Linked DNA regions of Mus musculus: region 2 is linked to region 1. The links are chromatin loops, found by intact Hi-C in ENCODE. Cell type or tissue: heart. All regions are shown on one strand. Region 1 overlaps Cenpp (centromere protein P). Region 2 overlaps Cenpp (centromere protein P).

Region 1 (8,000 bases):
GCCATACAAAATCAGGAAGGCATGGGATGTGACCTATAGCCTATCATCTTGTTTGCACAGGATTGGCTGTCACTCCGATTCCTTTACCCTGGTGTCACCAGTTGGTTATCCATGCTTGCTTTCTTGTCTCTTATTAAAAGTCCCCAATTCTTCGGTTTAGAAATGCTGTTGTAATGTAATTCCAATATAGTATATCTCTTACAAATTTAACAACCTTTCCCCCGCCCCCAGTTCTTCCGAAATCTGTATAGACAGGAGGTGCATAAAGGAGAGGAGACCAGGAAATTAAGAGTAGGGCCCACCCTTTGGGCTCTGCACTTGGAAAATGTTTGGCAACAATCCCTAAGGAGGTTCTGAGCCGTCCACAGGGTTAGATGACCACAGATCACACCCAGGCTGGACGGAGCTGTCCTGGAGCTTCATGATTTTGCTCATGAGCGTTGGTGCTGCGATGACATTGTGACTTTCCTGGGTTCATGGCCCATATGAGCTTGGAATGGAGAATGTTGTAATTGTTGGCTTATCTGAGCAACATTTAGCATATGTTTGTAAAGTCCCTCTGGATAAGCAGCATTACCATGACCTCTTTGGCTGATCCCAGTTATGTGGATGGTTCCAGCAACAGTCCTGAGCAGCTAGCTCTCTATCTCTCTCTCAACACCCAACTTACTCTACTGATGACATGGGACCCTGTCGAGAGTCAGATGAATGAGGTGTGACATTTCCTGAGCCATTGTGGAGCTGTGCCCATTGTTCTTACAACCCAGAAGACTTAGTGCAGATTTCATGGCCGGGCCAGTGTTTTGTGTGTGTGTGTGTGTGTCTCAGGTCACAGGACCAAGTCCAGGAAAGTTAGTATAATATGGTTTGGAGGATGTAATCTGGCAACAAGGCTACTTCATTCAGCTCTGTTTGCATTGCTTAATGGAATGTTTACTTGAAAAGACAGTTCTAGAAAAAGTAACTTTAAAGTCCACAGACAGTCAGTTCTTCCATTCTCTGTATAATTAAAGGATTTACAGGCTGACACTGGCTGTCCATTCTGACAGTCTGGGGCAGAGGTCAGCATTTGAGTTAGATGGTACGTGCTGTGCTTTCCCTCTGGTGGTTCTGCTAATCTGAAATTTTCCAAAATGGACTTCTGATGCTGGAGGGGGGTGGATCTGTCAGTTCAGAAGATTGTGATGATACGACCTCTTTTCCAAATTACTCTAGAATGGCTAACCTTTCACTGAAACAGTCCATTGGAGTGTGAGCCTGATTCACTTGCCTCACTGACTAAAAGGACCATGGTACCTGCCAGCCTTGCCTTGGGCCCTGAGTCAGATAAGCTCTGTCAGATGGATGCTACATCTTGTCCACTCTTGATGTTTAGAGTTTTCGAGTTAAAGTTAACACTTTTAACCCTGTAATTGCCTCTCCAGGTGTGCCTTTGTGACCTGAGAGTCTGGTGAAAGGTGCAGAGGCACTTTGGTGTTTGAGAAATGGTCAAGAGAGTAGAGTCAGTGATTCAGCAACATGGAGAGGTGTCCTGAGATGTGCACCAGAGATGATACAAGTTTGTTTGTAGCATCTGTGTGCACAGATAGGCAGAGAAGTGGCTGCTAGTGTGTGGCCCAGTGTGCCTTTTCTTACTCTTTCCACTCAGAGGTATAAACTAAGTAACAAAACTGTAAGAAGGCTGTCTGTTACTAATCCTATTGGCTTCTTGGAGAGTTGTTTCCACAACAGGGCAATGGTGTGCAACATGAGCCACAACGTTTAGCACCAGTTTCTCCCTGTTCCCCGCACTCCCTCCCCCAGGGCAAGAACCTGTAAGAACTAAGGAGCAAGTTGTGACAGATGGGAACAATGAGGTTCGGGGTAAGTAGTGATCATAATGAGCTACATGTCACAGAGAGAGCAAGGGACTGGTGCTGCTGCTGTTAGGTAGACAGGTAGAGAGCCAGCCCCTGATGCAGAGAGAGCATCAGAAACAAAGCTCATAGCAGTTGCCAGAGGTGCCAACTTGTGCACCTAATTCATCAAGATGTGATACAGGGCTTGTGTTGGAGTCTGAAGGGACCAAAGAGAGGGGACAGTATGAGCAGCTGAGTCATTGGAAGGGGACTCGTTCTGGTTTGGGCAGTTCAGTTTTGGTCATATGGGAAGTGTCCTTGTGAGGGAGGCACTGTGTGCAGGGTGAGGAGTTTGATAGCATCAGCTCGGTAGCCACATGCAGCTTCTGTCAATTCAAAACTATTTCCAAGTAAGCAACAGCTGAGGCTCACAGTTGAAAAGTGATTGTCCAGCCAACAAACGACTGAGCTGAGAGCCAAAGCCCATTGTCCCTGGCAGAGGCTGTGCTGGCACAGCAGTCATTGTGGTTTGAGTGGGACTCTTATCGAAGCTCCATTATCAGTTATCTTGGCTTTGGTTTGAATTTGCATTTGCTTAATGACCAGTTGTAACTTTAATTCTTTCAATTCTCATCTTTAATGATGGTTCTTAAATGTGTTAAACTTCCCTTGTAGCCCAGCCAGAGGTAGTGGGGAAGAAAGGATACAGGGGAAGTGGACCTGTTTAGAAAGTTTCCCTGGAGCAACTCCTGTTGTGTTGTCTGGAAATCAGCAGTTTAGTTCACAGGTTAGCAGGCAGTGGCAAACAATTCACAGATATACCAGCAGTCCAGTTCATTAGTCAGGATAGCAACCGCGGTGACACGACCTAGCAGAGACAGCCAGGCCTCAGCCTCTGCTCAAGTCAGCAGGAGGAAGCAACAGGAACACCAGGAGAAGTTCTCAGCTGTGCCTCTCTGAGGGAAGCTAAGATCAGCAACGACCCATGAGCTTTATACAGCTAGCTCTATACACAAGTCAAGCCCTCTCTCTTCATCACTCCATGGAGTCCTATTTATACCTTCCAAACATCACGTGTCCTCCATGTGCCTTGCCTAAGCATGGCTCTTGCCTCCACTCGAGAATCCAATCAGCCCGAGTCCAAGGAAGCAGCAACAAACTGCAGCCACCACCAGAAGGTCTTGATACATTTCTCTGTATGGAGCCCCAACAAATGCAGCTCAACTACACAGTGTAAGGTGGAACAATACATGCCTATCCTTAGCAAAGAATCCTTCAGCACATGTCCTTTCACATGCTTGCTCTAGCAAAACAGCCTCTTCTCCTTTTTCTGCTTCAGTGAAACGTTCTTTCATGTGCTTGCCCCAGCAAAACACCATCCAACTTTCCAAGGAACCCTTAAGTTCCCACTTGAGCTAGGGATGGTCCTTTCCTTGCCATATTCTTGTTTGACTGGCTTTATCCTTTCTTAGTCCTTTAAAAGTGAATTGTCGTCTTTGAAATAGGACCAGTCCAGGCTGGCATTGAACCTTTCATCTGCCTGCCTCAACCTCCATGGACTAGAAAGGCTGAGCTTATAGGTGTGCATCAACACTTCAGCTGTTGATCTTACTATTAGCTATAGATGTTCTTTACGTATTTTTTTAATATTGTCACTTAGTATAAGGCTTCCCTGTGTCTTTAAAATGGCTTTTAAGAGTTTTCGATTGTGAAGAAACCAGTACCAAAGAGACAATTTATCTTTCTCCTGTAGTCGCTGCTTTTCACTTTGTATCTGATAAACCTTTGACTAATGTAAGATTCAGAGGTTTGCTACTGTGGCTTTCTAGGTCCACAGTCTCAGCTCTTTACATTATATCTCTGAACCACCTGTTCGTTTAACCTTTTGTGTGATGTGAGACAAGGGCTGAGGTTCCTTTTGGGGGAGGGAGGACTGAGACAGGGTTTCTCTGTGTAGTCCTAGCTGTCCTGGAACTTGCTCTGTAGACCAAGCTGGCCTCAAACTCACAGAGCTCTGCCTGCCTCTGCCTCCTGAGTGTGGGATTAAAGGCATGCACTACCACAGCCCCAAGGTTCTGTATATAAAGAAGCCCGGTTGTCCTGGCATTGGTCCCTGAAAAATCAGGAAGAGTTTGACCATACGGCACCCATCTGGCAGCTAACCACCATCTGCATGTGCAGCTCTAATTCTAGGGAATCTGATGCCCTCTCCTGGCCTACAGTCATCAGGAGTGCATGTGGTGCACAGACATACACACAGGCGAAATACCTATATATATTAAATAAAAATAGCTGTGCATATATGGAAGTGCATACTTGTAATCCCAGCACCGAGAAAGGGACAGGAGGCTCTCTGGAGCTTGCTGGTACGCATAGCTAGTAGCTAAATGGGAATCACCAAGTCTCAGTTAAAAATGTGTAGTGCTCTGTGCTCTTAGAGAGGACCCAAGTTTGGTTCCTAGCACTCATATCACATGGCTTACCACTACCTATAACTTCAGCTCCAGGGGTCCAGTGTCATTGCCCTCAGAGGTACCCACATATGTACATATAAGTACATACACACACATACTTTGAATTAACAATAAACTCCTTTAATTCCAGCACCTTTGGTGCAGAGACAGGCCAATCTCTTGAGTTCAAGGCCATCCTGCTCTACAAAATGTTTAATTCCAGGCCAGACAGAGCTAGTGTGAAACCCTGTCTCTAAATAATGATGGAGCCAGGCATGGTGGTAGAGAACTTTAATCCCAGCTCTCTGTGAGTTCAAGGCCAGCCTGGTCTACATAGAGTTCTAGGACAGCCAGGGCTACACAGAGAAACCCTATCTTGAAATCAAAAACAAGGTTAAAAACAAGCCATGTACCTAGTTAACAGATACAAGAAAAAGTTCATATTATAGGATTCTATTTGTCTAAAGTATCTGTAACAGGAAATCTATAACAGAAAATATGTTAATGGTTGCCAATTCTGTGCTGGGGACACTTAAAGACCAGAGAGGTTCTCTACAAAGCAATGAAAACATGGGGGAATTAGAAAGTGGTATAATTGTACTGCCTTGGAAATATAAAATTGTGTGTTCTAGTTGTTTTATTATGCTGTATTTGTGCACTTTGAATTATGAGGTTTAAAAAAAATTCCATTGTTCAGGCATAATCTTCTGAAGTCAGGATAAACTGACATCTGCGGACATCCGGACTGCCCATGGGATTGCCCTGTTCATTGGCTGCTGCAGGAACTTAGTTGAAGGGGAGGTGATGTTATGGTATTGAGCCACTGTAGCTGAAGCATAGTACAAGGCAGGCTGCCTGTTAAAATACAGCCCCTCTGTACTCCATCAGCCAGTGCCATAGTACTAAGTGTCAAATATGAGCCGGGCTGGATATCAAATGACCAGCGTGCACACACACACATCCATTTATCTATCATAAACACCAGGGCTTAGGGTTTTGCTTTTTGGGTTTTTTCCCCCTCATGCAAATTCTACCATGTGGCACACAGCTGAGTAAACTCATGGCTGCAACCTTCCTCAGTGGCCCTCAGGCCCAGCGTTCTGGAGAGCCTGGGGCCCTAGAGTGGAGGCACTAACAGCTGGTTAGTATGCATGAGGCCTCTCTAACAGCCACCTCCATAACACAGCCTTCCTGATGACATCTGCAGACACACAGGCTTCTATTGTCCTCTCTACACCAGAGCCCCTGGTGACATGAAGAACACACCTGTGCATGAGACAGAACATGTCCAAGATTGTCCTTCCAGGGCCTGGCCAGAGAGAGGTGTTTCCCCTCTCTGGGCTTTGGCTTGACTGATGGAAGAATGAGACCTATGTTTCCATATCAGGTGGACAGTTTCTGATGAACCTTTTGTTCTCTTACTGGTTTTCATGGAATACACTTTGTAAGTCAGGGACCATAATTAACTCTTTCCTGCCTGCTTAGTCTACTTCCTTATCAAAGTCGAATATAGTGAGAACTCAAATTTCCTGTCACTCTTAAACCTAGCTGATCCCCAGCTTCAAGAACAGTGCATAGTCTGATTATTTTTCAGAGCTCCTCTGCCTTCCCCCCAGTCTTCTATGCCCTTGTCATTAAGAATAACACTTTATTAGTATCTATAATAAGAAGATAGCTGTTCTTGGGGGTCCACCCAGGCTGTCAGCTTTTAGTTCCTTCCTAACTGTCCACTGTGTTCCGGAGTTGAGGTGACCAGGCAAAGAATGAAGCTGGAAATGCAGCAACCTTAACTTAGTGCAGGGGAGCCCTTGCAGTCTTAGCTTTCCAGAAGCATGGGGTTGAGTGGCTGCCCTCTGCCCAGTGTCAGCATTTCTGTCTTTGTCATTAAAAACTAAGTAAACTTTTTAGTGAAAGCATCTAATTTGAGCCTTCCTTTTGCTCATTCGATAGTATGGCCCAGGGAGTGGAAATCAGCTCCCTCCTGCTTGGAGGCCAAGCCTCAGGCCCCGCCTTGGAGCCAGCCCAAGCCCCAGTACTCCCTTGAGTCTCATGTGCTGCCGCCAGGCAGAGTCTGGAAGCCGAAATGCCACGTTCACACACACTCCTTTACATTCTTCGAACAGTTGTTAATAATTTAGAAGAGTCTGAGGTTTTAACATCAACCAGCACTTTCCACTGAAATCACTTAGGTATACATTTTCCTTCTAAAAACTTGTTTTGCTGAAATTAGTAATTATCTGTAAAGTACACCAGCCCACCCCTGCTTTGGAGCCTGGATGTGTTCTTTGTTGGTGGCTACATGCAGACGCTGGCAGCCTTGGCTTCCCATGTTAGCAGTAGCTTTCCAAGGGGGAGTATTCTCTGAAGGGTAGTGATACGTATTTGTCCCCCTGGAACTTTCTTCGATGAGCCCAAACTGCTTTAATCTAGCCAGTCTCTACACTCGCAGAAGGCTCTGCCCCCAGCCTCAGCCCTACCTCAGGGGCAGCTGCCCCTCAGTCCTTGCGTGACTTAGGCCACCCCTGGGAAACATGTCTTAAGGCACTGAGAAGATACACGGAAGGATCTTTCAAAGATCAGCCTTGAGGCCTTAAAATCTTGTGGTGAGGTCAATCTCAAGTCAGTAGTTTAGTCTATAAGCCTATCATCTATTTTGCACAAGCGAAGACAAAAAGTGGTCATCTGTTGTATTTGTCTTCTGATCAGATACTTGGAAAACAAACTTTGCTGTCATGGTGATATAAATGCATGACAGTTCTGATATGCTAGAGCCTCCTAGATCCTATTGTGGACAAGCATGGAGGCATGCCCGGAGCAGTCATTCATACTGAGGAAACCGTATCTGCTTATCTGTGACACTCACCCCATTTCTGTTCTCTACAGACAGAACACTGCATCCAGGACAGGTCTCACCATGAAGCTGACTCTTAACAAACCACATGCTTTGCCCTATCAGAGTGGGAGCCTGGTACCTCCACTGTAGTTGGGCACCTGGGTGGGGGCTAGCCCATGTCAAGGACAAAAAGCTTATCTGCGTGAGCTGTGAGGATGGACGGGATCCGTACCAATAATGGCATGTGTGACACTTCCATCTCAGGTGCTAAAGTGTTTCTCTTGGCTTTCAGGATGCTACTTCTAGAGGGATCTGACTGTAACATTTTCACATACAGGAGAAATACCCAGATACTGTATACCTCTTGGAGGGTACCTGTTCCCACTGCATGGAGATCCGCAGTACCAGACAGCCAGGGTAAGTCTGTGCATCTCGATACCCCTGGAACCAGGACTGTCCATAAGAGAGGCTAAGAAGCTACCTGAAGAGGACTAAAGAGTATCCAGTGGAGATGTGGGTGGCATCACAGGAGAAACCACCAACAGTGGGCAGGTAGACTGCTGTATAACCATGAAGGAAGGACAGTATCCATGGCTGGAGGATCTAAGTGCTGGCCTGGGGTTCAGAAAGAGACACTTCCCCTCAGGGACCTTGGGCAGCCAAGAGAAGGCAGAGGTGTGTGACTGCTGGCATGACAGAGACAGCAGGAGGAAGCCAAAGGTCCAGAGAGAACCCAAAATACCAAAACAGATGCCCCTCTACACCTAAGACCCTTGGAAGTACCCCACACAGCCACTGTCAGGCTTCTGCTGTTCATCTTCAGCCTGGCTTCATATTTGTACACGCCTGTATGTGTGTCAGGACCCAGGATCAACA
Region 2 (8,000 bases), 180 kb before region 1:
TGTAGTTTGCTTTTCCTTCCTGCTTCTGTGTATTCCCAATTTTCTGGAAAAGTAAACTTCATGACTGCAATGAAAAAAAATTTGTTCAAAATTTAAAAGTATGTAAGTTTCTGGACAGTAGTGGTGCACGCCCTTAATCCCAGCACTTGGGAGGCAGAGGCAGACGGATTTCTGAGCTCAAGGCCAGCCTGGTCTTCAGAGGACAGGACAGCCAGGACAGCCAGGGCTATACAGAGAAACCCTGTCTCGAAAAAAAAAATGTATGTAAGGTAAAGTTTTTTGTTTATACTTATATGCAATCTATATATTTATTGTATACTTTTATAATGAAAAAAAAAACTTAGATTCAAATACAGTATGTATATGAGCCTGAGCTGCTTGTCTACAAAATAAAGGGACCTATGTTATTTTTAAGATTCCATTCAAGATTCATCTTGTAGTTTTGGCCCTTTTACTACTTTTTAAAATTATGTTTGTATATTTAGTATGTGTTTGTGTTGACCCACATGTACTAAAGTACTTGTGTCAAAGTGAGAGGACAAATTGAAGGAGTTGGAGTTGGTTCTTTCCTTTCACTATGTGGGTTTCAGATATCAAAGTTGGATTGTTAAGCTTCGTGCCAAGTGTTTTGATCCCACTAAGCCATCTTACCAGACTGTCCCATTCAAACATTGAGATGATATTGAAAATTTTCAAAAAGATAGGCAAGATGGATGACCCAGCAAATAAAGCCACTAACACCCAGCCTATAATAATGACCAGAGTTCATTTCTTGGAACCCATATAATGGAGGAAGAAAACTGATTCCTCAGGTTGTCCTCTGATTTCCATATGTATATCTCTCTCTCACACATGCGCGCACGCACGCGCGCACACACACACACACACACACACACACACGAAAAAATTCAAAATAAAGGCTGGGTCTGATGGTATATGCCTTTTTTTTTTCCCCTCCGAGACAGGGTTTCTCTGTATTGCCTGTCTATCCTGGAACTCACTCTGTAGACCAGGATGGCCTTGAACTCAGAAATCCGCCTGCCTCTGCCTCCCAAGTGCTGGGATTAAAGGTGTGCACCACCATTGCCCGGCATGTATTTTTTGTATGTGTATATTTTTCTTAAGTATTGATATACTTGAGAACTTGACAGTATAAATTTTTAGTAATCCCATTTTGTAAGACCAATTACTGTGACAAGACCCTTCCAGCTATTTTAAAGTGATTACTAATATATATTTTCATACATCTACACACAAGTAGATATTCACTTAAAAATATTGAAGATTCCACCAAGAGTACTTTTATGTTAATATCTGTAGAAATATGTTTATATTTGACTGTACCATGATAAACCAGTGCAGGCTGGATTAGTTTAAGTAAAATAAAACACTAATTTTACCTTTAAAAAAAAGCATTGAAGAAAACTATTCTTTTAAAGTATTTTATTTTCTAATTAATAGATACAAAGAAAGTTCTACAGAAACACAGATTATCAGGAAATTGCAACATGGTGACATTTCAACTGGAATTTGAGGTTCTGGAAATGGAGGTAACTGTAGCTTGCTGTGATAACAGATTTTTTCCCTATGAGAAACAGTTCCTATCCACTTCATTCACTTCAGTGTCACCCTCAGCATTACCAATGTGACCAAGAAAATACAGTGTGGAGTTTCAAAGTTGAACAAAATACAGTTGTTGATTCAAAATACATTTTTCTCTTTTTTTGCATTTTTATTAGGTATTTAGCTCATTTACATCTCCAATGCTATACCAAAAGTCCCCCATAACCACCCCCCCCACTCCCCTACCCACCCACTCCCCCTTTTTGGCCCTGGCGTTCCCCTGTACTGGGGCATATAAAGTTTGCGTGTCCAATGGGCCTCTCTTTCCAGTGATGGCCGACTAGGCCATCTTTTGATACATATGCAGCTAGAGACAAGAGCTCCGGGGTACTGCTTAGTTCATAATGTTGTTCCACCTATAGGGTTGCAGTTCCCTTTAGTTCCTTGGGTGCTTTCTCTAGTTCCTCCATTGGGGGCCCTGTGATCCATCCATTAGCTGACTGTGAGCATCCACTTCTGTGTTTGCTAGTCCCTGGCATAGTGTCACAAGAGACAGCTATATCTGGGTCCTTTCAGCAAAATCTTGCTACATTTTTCATGTCAAAAGTTGTGTTCTTATTAGTGGGGCTGCTTAAGATTCAAATAAAATATTTTAGCTTCACTTTAACATACTTTTGTTACCATAGGCCACTGAAATTCAGAGCAAGAAAGTGTTAGGCACAGCTAACAGGTTTTTCTGCGTAAATGTACTTTAGGGATACAGAAAGATATGAGAAGAACTGTTAACATTCTTTGGAAGACTACAAAGAGACTGTATTGTTGTTCACTTTTAAATTATGCAGGCATTTGATGACTGCCTGGTTTTGCTAATAATGTGCTGCAGAAAGTGGCTTCCCTTGGCTCTGTTGAGAGCACTCATTGTCTCTCTGAGCCTTTTAGATTTTATGACTCTTAAAGAATCACTCTCAAGTAAGATGTTGGAAAGAATTGCAGATAGTTGTGGAATTAACAGGACCTGAGGGATCAGATATATAGTCCTTGCCAATAGTTATAGTTATTGGTTGGAAAAAGGGGGACAAGGGCCTTTTAAAATTTTGTTACTTAGAATTCTGATAAAATGAAATCTTCTGTTTTTGTTTTACTTTAGTGGAGTTTATATGTTTGTGTATAGAGGGATAAAATCTTGCTATGAACCTTGTTCAACTTGACCTTAAACTTATGTTCCATCTGCTTCAGTCCCCTAAGTATTTGGATGCCAGTCGTGTGCTGCCACACTTACTGTGTAGGTACTAGAAGTCTTTTATACAATTACTAGGTGAGAAACTGAAGAGATGACTCAGCAGTTTAGAGTACTTGTTACTCTGAAACTGGGATCAGTTTCTGACATCACATAATAGCTCACAACTATCTGAAACTACAGTTCCAAAGAATTGATGTCCTCTTCTGCCTGAATGTACATGGTATACATGTAGGAAAAACACTCATATACTTAAAATAAATCTTTAAAAAATTAGAATTGCTAGGTCAATGGAAATGTACACAAAAATTTGATTGGTAAACTTAGATATCTTCTAAAATGGTTTTACCATTGTGCTGGTTAATTTTTAGTGTCCACTTAACACAACCTAGAATCAACTGGGAAGGAAGAGAGAATTTTGAGGTCATACTGGCCTGGGAGCATATCTGTGGGGGATTGTTTTGAATGATGTAGATGTCACTGTGGGTGGCACCATCCCTAGGCAGATGGTCCTGAACTGTATAAGAAAGACAGCTGAGCACAGCCCAGTGAGCAGCCCAATAAGCAGCATTCCTCCATGGTTTCTGTGGTAAGTTCCTGCCCTCACTTCCCTGCATGATGAACTGTGACCTGAAATTGTAAATTTTTTTTCTCTTACAAGTTGCTTTTGAAAATGTTGTTTATCACAGCAACAGAAAAGAAACCTAAAACAAACGGTTTTGTTTATTTTTGGTTTTGTTTGTTTGAGACAGGGTTTCTCTGTGTAGCCCTGGCTATCCTGAAACTAGCTCTGAAGACCAGGCTGGCCTTGAACTCAGAAATCTGCCTGCCTCTGCCCTCCAAGGGCTGGGATTCAAGATGTGTGTTGCCATTACCCTGCTTGTTGTATATGTTTTTACATTTAAAATTGCTAGGAAAAAAAATAAAGACAGAGAGAGCAGCAGTGTGTTGGTTATTCTTTCCCTAAAATCAAACATTCCACTAGAGGGAGACATTTAGCTGTCAGAAAATTAAAAGATTTAAATAACATGCTTATTATAAATGCTTATTTTTCCAAAATAAATATTACTACAATTTTAAACCAAAATGCTGGTCCTACTTAGGGTTACTAATGCAGTGATAAAACACCATGACAAAAGCAAGTTGGAGGAGGAAAGTTTGGTTTACACTTACACATCACTGTTCACCATCGAAGGAAGTCAGGCAGGGTAGGGTCCTGGAGGTAGGAGCTGATTGAAAGGCTGTGGAGGGTAACTGCTTCCTGGCTTAGGCACGGCTTGCTCATTCTGCTTTCTTATAGAAGCCAAGACCACTACCCCAGGGGTTGCATAGCCCACAGTAGTCTGGGCCCTCCCCCACAGATAACTAAGAAAGCTGCCTACAGCTGGATCATATGGAGGCATTCTCTTAATTGAGGTTCCCTCCTCTTGGATGGCTTTAGCTTTTGTCAAGTTGACATAATACTAACTGGCACAGTGCCCTTAAGTTCTATTAGTAGAATGTTTGAAACAAAGATGGGAAAATCTATGTAGAGAGTATGAGTCATTTCTTCTGTTGATGCAATTCTTGTCAAAGGTGTTTGGAACATAGAATTAATTTCCTCCAGTTGACTGAATGCTTGTGAATCGTTTTAAGACCATCAGAACAAGTGTGCACACAATATCAGCTTCCCATAGTCCTTGCAGTATAAGTCAGATGGGTGGGAGTTTGTAGGATGCTAAAGGGTATTTATATAACTTCTAACCTTGAAACAAAAGTGCTAAAAAGTAAGCACTTTTTAAATGAAGAGAATATTATTTCATCATGAAAGACTTTAAAAGTAACCCATTTATTTGAATATTTTAACCCAAATATTGAAATCTTAATATGTTGTCTTTCACGTTGGTGCAGATTTGTGAAAGCAAAGAAGGTATCTCTCAGCCCAGAAAGGCTTGACCCAAGAACTAAGGTGACTGACTACTAATCAACAGTAGCAAAAAGTCAACCTGAAACAGTGTCTTAACTCTTCTTTTTTTCTTTCTTTCTTTTTTTTTAATTTAGAAGCTGTGCATACTTTTTAAATGCTCAACAGCACCTGATTATTAATATAAACAGATTCCAGAATCAAGGCAGAGAAAGAAAACAATGGACTTTGTCTGCCATGTGACCCAGATGGGGCAGTGCAACCCAGATGGGAGTGTCTTAAGCTCTTAAGGGTCATGTCAATGTTAGATAAAGTAAGTGGCAGACAAAGGAGGAATAAGCAAAGTAAAGCAGATTTGTTAAGGAAAAATGAGACATTATAGAAAAGTTAGAGAACTCAAGAAAGGCAGAAAGTGCCAAGCTGTGTGTCTAGTGGCTGCTTCTAGGGCTTATGACAGAAACTGGACAGAGACTGAGATAATTTTGTTGCAGTTTGCTCATTCTCTAGGTATTCTCTCCTTGGGCCAAGCAGAAGGGGAGCAAACAGGCTCTGCATGATGACCACATACTCTTTGCCCAATTATGGTAGTGACTGCTCACTGAAGCCCATTTCTGACCATGTTTAAGTTTCTTTATTAGTGTCCAACCTTTTTGGATCTGCTGGCTGCCACTAACTTTGGCTACCATTGCAAGTTGCTCACCCTGCATCTGTTGCTGGGTCCAACTCTGTCTTCCATTATGCTGCCTGTTGATTGAATTCTTTGTATCTATCCATGCTGATTTGACCACCTAGCAGTTTAACCACAGACTTTTCCCCTCACTGCCTATGAGAAACTGACTCCTGTCTTAAAAGCATATACAGTTTGCAAAATTAATATCTTTCTAAATATTTTTGGTGATAAACTGATAGGGATAAGGTTGAGACAAGGTCTCTCACACTGTAGCCCAGGCTTATTTAGAACTCACCATGTAGCCCAGGCTGGTCACTTACTTGTGCCAGTCCTCCAGCTTCAGGACTCAGGAATGCTGGCATTGCAGGTATGAGCTACCACACCTGATTCTGGGGCTCCTTTCTTAGGTATTTCTATTCCTAGTTCTTAAGTTAACAAAAATTCGCTGAGACCTCCTATTAAAAGAACATGATAGAAAAAAGTGACCTGTTCAGACTGCAAGGATGTTAAGGTCAGGGGTGTCTATAAGGCCATTTCCCTTATTTATCAGTTCAGAAGTGACATGGTTAACAGGACCAATGGCAGGGCAGAAGTTAGCTTCATGCTGGCTAAACACACACTACAACTTGGTAAGAGATGTGCAGGTTAGGGCACTGAATCCCAAACTGACCTGCCTGTGCTGATGAGTGAAAGACCAAAATCTAACACACACGCACACACGCACATGTGCAGGGAGGGAGAGAGGGAGTTTTGTTTCCCCCTAGCCTTTCTATGTTTTCTTTTTAAAGATTATATTTATTTACTTACTTATTTACTTTACTTTGTGTGTGTGTATGCCATGTCTGTGCTTGGTGCCCATGGCGTCCAGGAGGCAGCATTGGATCCTGTGGAATTGGCATGAAAGAGGCCGTGACTCATCGTGAGGGTGCAGAGAACTGAAGGGAGGTTCTCTGCAAGGGCACACACGCTGTTAACCCTTCAATATCCTATTTTTTTTCCTTAAGATAATTTTTTAAAATAAAGCTACATTGAGATAAACCTTTTATTTTTTCCTCTTTTTTTCAGCCCTAAGGAAGCATTAATCTGCTTTTTATTTATTTCCTACTTTGAATATTTCATGGAAATGGAAACACATGACATTTGGTTTCTTGTGTCTGCCTTCATTTTTATTTATCATGTTTTCAAGGCTCACTTGGTAATAGCATGTGTTAGTACTTTGGTGGGGCAGAAGTAATATTCCATATGCAGATGTACTGCTTTTTGCCCATTTCTGCAGTTGGTGAAGTTGTTTTCTCTTTTGGACGTTCTGACTACTGCTGTATAAACACTCGTGGGAAGGTTTCCAGTGGTTATGTGGGTTTGTTTGGCTGTATGACTAGGGTCAAATGGAACTGCTGGGTAGTGATGGTGTGTCCATCATTTCCTCTGTGAGTCTGATGAGACCCACATAGGTAAGAACTTACATGTTTAATACAGTGTATTAACCCCTGACAATTAACAAATGAGAAAAATTAAATTTAACATTTTCAGACCAATATGACTATCAATTTCTGTATAGTGCCAAACTGAGATACCTTATTTCAAAGTTGGCAGCGTAGCTAAAGTTGACAAGGATCCATATTGTAATATGTGTATATACATATTTGTATATGTATATATATTTATTTAAGGGACAATGATAATAGTATGTTATGTATCAATAGATTACTATTTGTATATTGCTTTGGAGAAATTTCTATTCAAGTCCTTTGTCCAATTTTTTTTTTAAGATTTATTTATTTATTATATGTAAGTACACTGTAGCTGTCTTCAGACACTCCAGAAGAGGGAGTCTGATCTCCTTACGGATGGTTGTGAGCCACCATGTGGTTGCTGGGATTTGAACTCCAGACCTTTGGAAGAGCAGTCGGGTGCTCTTACCCACTGAGCCATCTCACCAGCCCCTCCTTTGTCCAATTTTTAATTATGTTGTCTGTAAAATTTGAGTTGTAAGACTGTCTCTGGAATATCACTAGGCGTGCTTATGCACTCCTTCAATCCCAGCTCTGGGAAGCAGAGGCAGGTGGATCTTTGTGAGTTTGAGGCCAGGCTGGTGAGCTCCAGAACAGCCATGGCATGCACCATGACCACCCTACAGATAATTTGAATTTTTATGTAATTATATTTGCTAGTTATTTCCCTATTATTTGTTTGGTTGGAAGTTTATAAAATTTCATTTCTCCTGATATTTATGGTGTCGATATTCAATTTAAGTAATGAATTTGGAAATCAATTTAGGTATTAGTAAGTACTGAATATATCATTTAATTTACTTGATAAATAGCCAATATCTTATAATTTCTTGTCAATTTTTGATTTGCATATTTTCAAATATTCTTGTCTTAGAGATAGTCTGCTCTTGAACATAAACTTTTTATCTTTATTTTAGACTAAAGAGAAAAAATCTTCGATTATAACTGACCTCAGCATAATAATGGAGCCCACAGAATATTCAGAATTAAGTGAATTTGCATCTAGGTGAGCTGTTTTACAAATTTTTAAAAAATAATTTATTTTTGTGCATTGAAGATTTGCCTGCATTTATGTCTGCCATGAGTATGTCAGATGCCCTGAAACTGGAGGTGGAC

Evidence for each region. A loop is a pair of places that touch in the nucleus more often than their neighbours do. Peaks named below come from ENCODE experiments on the same cell type or tissue, not always from the same donor. Only the 100,000 strongest peaks of a DNase experiment are listed, where the experiment ranks them.
Region 2: a loop joins it to region 1, with 2.6 times the contacts of the local background. A loop is called at or near these places in 14 of 42 quality-filtered maps.

The regions. Positions count from the first base shown.
Region 1 is chr13:49,465,220-49,473,219 of GRCm38, reverse strand. Cenpp (centromere protein P) reads left to right here. Exons shown (of 8, transcript NM_025495.3): 6 at 7,462-7,541. Among named protein-coding and RNA genes, the nearest start is that of Ecm2, 36 kb to the left of the region's middle. In heart, a CTCF peak has its summit at 4,070 (motif pointing left); DNase peaks (open chromatin) are centred at 2,169, 5,509 and 6,309.
Region 2 is chr13:49,641,116-49,649,115 of GRCm38, reverse strand. Cenpp (centromere protein P) reads left to right here. Exons shown (of 8, transcript NM_025495.3): 3 at 1,462-1,550; 4 at 7,802-7,890. Among named protein-coding and RNA genes, the nearest start is that of Cenpp, 7.6 kb to the left of the region's middle. In heart, a CTCF peak has its summit at 3,784 (motif pointing right); a DNase peak (open chromatin) is centred at 4,095.